2 separate regions of the Homo sapiens genome follow, and region 2 is linked to region 1. A link is a contact called in ENCODE Hi-C or POLR2A ChIA-PET data. All regions are on one chromosome and are shown on one strand. The core of a region is the stretch at or near the end of the contact, and the rest is flanking DNA. Distances in the headings are between cores, read along the strand shown.

Region 1 (4,177 bases), core at 403-2,902:
TCCTGGAGCTGAATTTGCTCCAAACAAACGTCGCCGATACTAATAAGTTGCAGTGTCTAGTTTCTCAAAACCCTTAAAAGAAGGACCCTTTTTGGACCAGCCAGAATTCTACCCTGGAAAAGTGTTAGGGATTCCTTCCAATAGTTAGATCTACCCTGCCTGTACTACTCTAGGGAGTATGCTGGAGGCAGAGGACAAGGGAGGGGTGGTATTAAACAAGTCAATTCTATGTAGTATATTATTTAATCAGTTCTGTGTGGTGCATTCCTGAAGTCTCAAATGTGATTGTTGAGGGCCTGGGGAAACCATGGCAAAGTAGATCCAGTTAGAGCCCATTAATCTTGATCATTCTGTTTTTTTGGTTTGTTTGTTGTTTTTTTTTTTTTTTTTTTTTGTCCATCTTGTTTCATTTGCTTGCCCTGCCCCCGAGATGGAGTCTTACTCTGTCGCCCAGGCTGGAGTGTAGTGGCACGATCTCGGCTCACTGCAATCTCTGCCTCTCGGGTTCAAGCTTGTCCAGGCTGATCTTGAACTCCTGACCTCGTGATCCCCTGCCTCAGCCTCCCAAAATGCTGGGATTACAGGGGTGAGCCACCGTGCCCAACCTCACTTGCTTTCTTATCCTTACACTCCCCCAGTCCCAGAGAAACTGCCACATACACCACAAAAACCAAACATCCCCCAATGACCTTAGCCGCATTGCTCCATTCACTCCCAGGTGAGAATTCAGGTAAACGTCCACAAAGGTCACAGGCAACGTACATACGGTTCTATTATATCCCATATATTACCCCTTCATGTCCTAAAGAAGACATTTTCTCTTAGAGATTTTCATTTTAGTATATCTTTAAAAAAAAATCTTGTGTTAACTTGCCTCCATCTTTTTCTTGGGTGAGGACACCCAGGAATGACCCTTTTGTGTCTATGATACTGCTGTTCACAGCTTTTCTTGATAGGCCTAGTACAATCTTGGGAACAGGGTTACTGTATACTGAAGGTCTGACAGTAGCTCTTAGACTCGCCTATCTTAGGTAGTCATGCTGTGCCTTTTTTTTCCATTGGTGTATTGTATTTGATTTGTCTCTGATATATTTGGAGTTTTTCTGAGAACTGGAGCAGTAATGCAGCATCGACCTATTAAAATACATTTTAAGCCTTTAAAAAAAAACAGTACCTATCTCATAGGGGTGCTGTGATAACGAAATTAGGTAATCTGTATTGATTGACTTTTAACCATAAGAATATATACAGGTTTTAAATTTATTTATTTATTGAAGAGATGGGGGTCTCTCTATGTTGCCCAGGCTGGTTTCACATTCCAGGGCTCAGGCAATCCTTTCGCCTCAGCCTCCTTAATAGCTGGGACTCTAGGCGCGCACCACTACACCTGGCAGGTTTTATCTTCAAAGGTGAAGAAGGCACTAAGGTCTAGATGCTGAAGCCGATTTCCCAGGTGTCCCCCAAGGTTTGACCCCGCCCACACTTCTCTGGCTATGCGGGCGGCGTCGCTGCGCATGCGCGCGAGTAGAGCAGGGAGGTGCTGGCGCGGCCGCCAGGAGGCGCAGCTAAGTCGCGGCTGCTCTTCCTGGTTCCCAGAGGCCCAGACTTGGACATAGGAGCCGGCGCAAGCTCCGTGCGCATGCGCGCTCCCCTCTCACGCAGCCAACATGGCTCCAGTGGAGCACGTTGTGGCGGATGCTGGGGCTTTCCTGCGGCATGCGGCTCTGCAGGTACGGGGAGCTCCCTCCGGGACGAGAGAGATCTGGGCTGGCCGCCCCTCCCGGAGTGCGTGGAGTCGCGCGGAGCGTTGCTTGGTGCGGGTGGGTCTGAGCTGGGGCGTTCTGTCCGCAGGACATCGGGAAGAACATTTACACCATCCGGGAGGTGGTCACTGAGATTCGGGACAAGGCCACACGCAGGCGGCTCGCTGTCCTGCCCTACGAGCTGCGGTTCAAGGAGCCCTTACCGGAATACGTGCGGCTGGGTGAGTGCCTCTGCCCTAGCGTTGACGGGAAGCTGGGGTCCAGGGCGCAGATGGCACCCAGTTGGGTGCGAGTTGGGGTCTAGCTGCCTTATCAGAGCAGTAGATTTAGAGCCAGCACTTTCTAGGAGATTGTGGTAGGAGAGAGGCTTCCTGGGTCTGGAGTCCTCCAGTAACTAGCTGTATGCTCTCGGGCATAGCATTCAAATTTGGGCCTCGTTTACCTCATCCGCAAAATGGGAATAATAATTGTATCTGTCTCCAAGGTTGCTGTGAGCATGAACTGAGGAATATGGCAGTCAGCTCAGTGTCAAGCACTTTGCAGACAAGCAATAAATTTATTTGGATTTAAAATAAGAGTTTGGATCTCTTGCTATTACTCTCGTCCATTTCTTTTCAGTAGATTGGGCTGATGACTGGATACAAAGATCTGCACCTGGCAGAGCTTTAAAAAGGGAATGCTTTGCATTGTATTAAATGTGAAAGAAAATTAAGCTGGGCGCGGTGGCTTACGGCCTGTAATCCCAGCACTGGGAGACCGAGGCGGGCGCATCACCTGAGGTCAGGAGTTTGAGACCAGCCTGACCAACATGGTGAAACCCTGCCTCTACTAAAAATACAAAATTAGCTGGGCGTGGTGGTGTGCTCCTGTAATCCCAGCTACTTGGGAGGCTGAGGCAGGAGAATTGCTTGAACCTGGAGGTGGAGGTTGCAGTGAGCCGAGATCGTACCACTGCACTCCAGCCTGGGCGACAGAGCGAGACTCTGTCTCAAAAAAAATAAGAAATAAAGAAAATTAAAGAATTGTCTCTTGGCTTAGGAGTCAGCGTTGTTCTCTTGTTGGGAATCAAGGTGATACCCAGGAAAGGCCCCTCAGTGGTTGGAAGTGTTTTAGAGGTTAGAGGCTGATAGTGGAGATGATGTTACCTCCTCTGTTTGTGATTTCTACGATTTTCTCCACCAACTTAGTAGCTCTGTGATCTTTGCCAACTTACTAAATCTTTCCGAGGAAATACTAATAGTACTTTTGAAGAATGGCAAAGGATGAAATGCATTAACACATAAAGCTTTTAATGCAGTGCCTAGTACACAGTAAGTGCACAGTAAATTTTCGTTGCTGCTAATGTCTGTTTTTTAGGAAATAAGAGCAATATACCTAGTGTTCCTTGTACCAGGGTAGCAGGAGACATCTTTCTGTTAATTTCAGGAAATTTTAAGTGTTTATTATGGATGACTCTGGAGAATAACAGCAGTCTGACATGTATTATGCATTAAGCACATGCTTTTTGTTTCCTCATAGACTACTACAATTACAAGTTGAGCATACTGAATCTGAAATCCAGAATGCTCCTAAATCTGAAACTTTTTTTTTTTTGAGATGGAGTCTGGCTGTGTTGCCTAGCCTGGAGTGCAGTGGCACGATCTTGGCTCACTGCAGCCTCCACCTCCTGGGTTCCAGCAATTCTTCTGCCTCAGCCTCCCCAGTAGCTGGGACTACAGGCACACGCCACCACACCTGGCTAACTTTTGTATTTTTAGGAGACAAGGGGTTTCACCATGTTGGCCAGGCTGGTCTGGAACTCCTGACCTCAAGTGATCTACCCACCTCAGCCTCCTGTAGTGAGGTGTGAGCCACCACGCCCCAACTTTCTTCTTTTTTTTGAGAAGGAGTCTCACTCTGTCGCCCAGGCTGGAGTGCAGTGGCGCAATCTTGACTCACTGCAACCTCCGCCTCCCAGGTTCAAACAATTCTCCTGCCTCCGCCTCCTGAGTAGCTGGGATTACAGGCCCCCCCGCTACCACACCGGGATAATTTTTGTATATTTATTAGAGACAGGTTTCACCACGTTGGCCAGGCTGGTCTCCTGACCTCAAGTGATCCGCCCACCTCTGCCTCCCAAAGTGTTGGGATTACAGGCGTGAGCCACCACGCCTGGCCCCAGCCAACTTTCTGCTCCTTCCTCTGTATTTGATAAGGGTGTTACAGTAAATCTAACTGGCATGAATCTTGGTGGTGGAGAATACAAATTTCTCAACTGCGAGTAGGAAAAGGTCAGAAAATGGATGAAAGTGTTAAGGTTTTTCATGACATAGTGATCCTTTCTAAATTGTTTTGATACTTCCATTATTTTGATCTGTTCTAAATTGTTTTGATACTTCCATTGGTTATCCAAGGTCATATGGCTTTTTACCTCT
Region 2 (4,291 bases), core at 307-2,806, 630 kb before region 1:
GGCACCGGGGCTCCGGCCCGGGACCCAGGACCAGCAACCCGCGACCAATCATGCTGCAGCCCAGGGGCGTCTGCTGTGCCCCGCCAATCACGAGACTGGGGGACCGGCCGGGCCTGGCACCAATCTGCGCTGCGGTCGGGCGGAGCTTCTGTTTCTCCCAGCCAATCATGTGACTCAAGGAAAACTTCCGGCGCTGTGTCCAGTCTCCTCCAATCAATGGCCTTCGGGGGCGGGCCAGCGGCCGCTCAATCCCCACTCCCTCATGCTTTGGGTTAGGGTTTTCTTTCACGCTTTCTGAGGAGGAGAGCATGGCGCGGGCCTCGGCGAAGCACTTCCGTCAGCCTCGGGCGGAGGATCGTCTTAGTAGCTGGCCAGACCTGGAGGAGAGCGGGCGGTCTTTGCGGGCCTCAGGAGATAGGTGGCCGCCCGGCCCCTTTCCCCGCCTGCCCGGATAGGTGCGTGCAGACCCACCAAAGAAAAGCGGTCGCTGCGGGACCCCCAGTCCCACCTCGGCCGCGCTGTGGGATGGCTGCGCCCCCAGGGCTTCCTGCGTCTCCAGGAAGCCGGGAGTGGCGCCCTCTGCGGGGTGGGGTGCTCCCGGGCCGAACTCCGGACAGGTGGAGGGGACAGGGCAGAGCTCGAGGAAGCCCTGTCCCCTTCAGTGCAAGGTGCTGTCACTCACGTGTGCCCTCGACCCTCCCGTTCACCCGCAGCCTTCTCAGCGCCTCTCCCTGGGCCGGAGGCCTCCTCACCAGCCTACCTGTTGCTCTGGAAAAAAATCCCGTCCCCCGACTCCGTCCCTACCCCCAGTCTTCGGCCGGCTCTGGCCCCTGGGGAGGGGGCTGCACGGCGGAAGGAGGCTGGCTATGGGCCCGGCTGCCCGCTGCATGTACCTCCTCCTCCACCCATCGCCTCTTGCCTGGGGGTAACTTTGCCTGGGGCTCATTCTTTGGTTAAGCTGAAGCTGCCGTGGGTGGCCAAACCGCAGATTCTTTGCAAATTCTGAGCTGGCAGAGCTCGCAGCCGGGAGCCGGCCGGGGAAGAGGAGACTTGCGCGCCGCAAGCCGCCTGCCTCCACCCTGCTCTCCATCTCCCGCTCTAGAAGGGCTGGGAAGCTCGCGGCCGGGGTTCCACCTGGAAGCTGCTTGCATGGCTGAACCCAGCTTAGGTCCCTGACGGGGCTGCTGGTGGAATTCTCCCCCTTCGAAGCTGGGGAGGTTTAGGAGGGGGAAGGCTTCTGTGAAGCTCTCAAACCACTAATAGAGCCCCCTCCCCAACAGTGACGGCGCAGATGCTCCCCCTTTTCTTAGTTGACACCACCAGGCAGCTTCCTGGCCGTTGGTAGGTTCCTGCAGCTGGCTGAGGGAACAGGGACCGGCAGGGGACTTTGTTAGGGGAGGGTTGGGATGGGCAGTGGGCCCCTGAAAGTTAATATATTGGAACCTAGCTCGAGTGTCGTTCTTTCCAATTCCGAAAGTAGAAAGAGTAAAAATAGGGGTGATTGGGGTGGGGTTAGTAGAATGCCTCTCTCAGGGCGCTCCCCCCTCCCCCACCGTTTTAGAGAGCTAGGCCTCAGCCAGTCTTGCCACTCCCATCTCAGTGCTTCCTGAAGAGGCTGTTTTGAGTGTTGATGAAAAGCAATGCAATTATGCCAAACAGTATTGAGCAGAATAATTTATTTCTTTTTTTTCTTTTGCTTTAAATCATGAATCCCGCCAGGTACGGTGGCTCACACCTGTCATCCCAGCACTTTGGGAGGCCAAGGCGGGCGGATTACTTAATACTTAAGGTCAGGAGTTCGAGACCAGCCTGGCCAATATGGTGAAACCTCGTCTCTACCAAAAAAAAAAAAAAATACAAAAATTAGCCAGGCGCAGTGGTGCGCACCTGTAATCCCAGCTACTTGGAAGGCTGAGGCAGGAGAATCCCTTGAACCGAGGAGGCGAAGGTTGCAGTGAGCCGAGATTGTGCCACTGCACTCCAGCCTGGGCGACAGAGCAAGACCCTGTCTCAAAAAAATTAAATCATGAATCCCCATCCTGGAAGAGGTAGGTCCCAGCATCCAGCCAGATTTTCTGCAATAGTAATTTAAACACACTTTTTTATTTCCTTCCCTTTCTGAATTAAAAGGAACAAAAAACTGTCTAGTCCTTCATTGTTCTGAAATGGGCATGATGGAAGAAGGCGGGTCTGGTAGGATAGCTGTGACTGATAATGGCTGAGAACGTTGGGGGATATGGGAGGGGCGAGATGACTCCCAGATACCCTCCCCCACCTATACAGGAGGCACCTCATTCCTGGACTCTGCGCTCCAAGACACTGAAATCTGAGCGGGTACAAGCATTTTGGTTAAAAATCAGCTCGTTGTCGCCTCTTGAGTTTCCTCCAGGAGAGGAGTTCATTGGAGAGGATTCCTGGTAGCAGCTCCTCGCAGTGGCTGTCCTGTAACCACTTTGGCCTCTGTCAACATGATGTCTCCAGGTATCCATCAGGCTCCGATACATTTGGGTGGCCACAGGCTGGGCTGTCCCCACCTCTCAGGGAAGTGCATCTAAGTCAGGTTTTCCCCTCTGGCACAGCCCTGCCTCCACAGCCCAATTTCCACCATGCCACAGGCAACCCGCATTTTTATTTATTTAATTTATTTATTTATTGAGACAGAGTCTTGTTCTGTTACCCAGGCTGGAGTGCAATGGCCCGATGTCGGCTCATCCCAACCTCCACCTCCTGGGTTCAAGCGATTCTTCTGCCTCAGGAGAGTAGGGAGTAGCTGGGATTACAGGCATGCACCACCACTCCCGGATAATTTTATATTTTTAGTAGAGACGGGTTTTCTCCATGTTGGTCAGGCTAGTCTTGAACTCCAGACCTCAGGTGATCTGCCCGCCTCGGCCTCCCAAAGTGCTGGGATTACAGGCGTGAGCCAGTGTGCCTGGCCGATTTTTTTTTTTTGAGACTGATTCTCACTCTCGCCCAGGCTGGAGTGCAGTGGTGGGATCTCGGCTCATTGCAAGCTCCGCCTCCCGGGTTCACGCCATTCTCCTGCCTCAGTCTCCCGAGTAGCTGAGACTACAGGTGACCGCCACGATGCCCGGCAGTTTTTTTGTATTTTTAGTAGAGACGGGGTTTCACTGTTAGCCAGGATGGTCTCCATCTCCTGACCTCGTGATCTCCCCGCCTCAGCCTCCCAAAGTGCTGGGATTACAGGCGTGAGCCACCGCGCCTGGCTTTTTTTTTTTTTTTTTTTTGAGATGGAGTCTTGCTCTGTCACCCAGGCTGGAGTGCAGTGGCGCGATCTTGGCTCACTGCAACCTCCGCCTCCCAAGTTCACCCACCTCAACCTCCCGAGTAGCTGGAATTACAGGGGTGTGCCACCACACCCAGCTAATTTTTGTATTTTTAGTAGAGACGGGGTTTCACCATGTTGGCCAGGCTGGTCTCGAACTCCTGACCACAGGTCATCCACCCCCTTTGGCCTCCCAATGTTTGACCACACCCAGCCCATAATAGATTTTTAAAACTCCTATAAATATCATTCTACTTCCCTTTATTGCTAAAATGGGAGCTTTTTCATCCAGTTTTTTGGGTGTGTTCCAAATATTTTGTTAAATTTCCCGTCTATTGCTGTTATTGTTTCCATTTATTTGCCCATGTGAGTTGATACCTTTTTCATTCCTTTCCCATAGCTTTAGTGACGTTGTGGGAAGGGAAGTTAGGTAAGTGATGTTTCATCTTGTACTTACTAGACACCTTTTTCTTCCTTGATTTCCTGAGTTCCCTGCCTCCACAGGTGTGTTTCACTCCTGGTTGCTTATATTTTTTTATTTTTGAGATGGAGTTTTGCTCTGTTGACCAGGCTGGAGTGCAGTGGCATGATCTCGGCTCACTGCAACCTGTGCCTCCTGGGTTCAAGCGATTCTCCTGCCTCAGCCACCCAAATAGCTGGGATTACAGATGCGCACCACCATGCCCAGCTAATTTTTGTATTTTTAGTAGAGACGGGGTTTCACCATGTTGGCCAGGCTGGTCTTGAACTCCTGACCTCGTGATCTGCCCACCTTGGCCTCCCAAGGTGCTGGCATTACAGGTGTGAGCCACCGTGCCCGGCCTCTGGTTGCTTATTTAACCCCTTTGTCACGATGGAGGCTTTTCTCTTTTTTTTTTTTTTTTTTCAGATGGAGTCTCTCTCCATTGCCCAGGCTGGAATGCAGTGGTGCTATGTCCGCTCACTGCAAGCTCCGCCTCCCGGGTTCACACCATTCTCCTGTCTCAGCCTCCTGAGTAGCTGGGA

What was found. Hi-C counts contacts between places; a loop is a spot of excess contacts on that map. ChIA-PET counts read pairs that join two places held with the same protein, here RNA polymerase II (POLR2A). Pooled maps may share reads with other maps.
Region 2: a pooled map shows a loop between it and region 1 (5-fold over the local background). The contact joins the enhancer-like site here to the promoter of NOB1 in region 1. A Hi-C loop is called at or near these places in 6 of 50 pooled maps. POLR2A ChIA-PET finds 5 or more read pairs at or near these places in 4 of 52 experiments (MCF 10A, PC-9, activated CD4-positive, alpha-beta T cell and 1 more).

What each region holds. Positions count from the first base shown.
Region 1 is chr16:69,752,401-69,756,577 of GRCh38, reverse strand. It overlaps NOB1 (NIN1 (RPN12) binding protein 1 homolog), which reads left to right and starts at 1,652. Exons shown (of 9, transcript NM_014062.3): 1 at 1,652-1,730; 2 at 1,852-1,984. The coding sequence starts at 1,668. It also overlaps the pseudogene NONOP1. RefSeq lists enhancers at 1,360-1,982, 1,983-2,606.
Region 2 is chr16:70,377,361-70,381,651 of GRCh38, reverse strand. ST3GAL2 (ST3 beta-galactoside alpha-2,3-sialyltransferase 2) reads left to right here. Exons shown (of 7, transcript NM_006927.4): 7 at 1-4,291. Among named protein-coding and RNA genes, the nearest start is that of DDX19A, 33 kb to the right of the region's middle. RefSeq lists enhancers at 131-190, 221-390. Within about 2 kb of position 1,556, at least 39 of the 41 ENCODE cell types and tissues checked have a DNase peak (open chromatin) inside an H3K27ac peak, as active enhancers do; they include PC-9, where a contact is called at or near this core.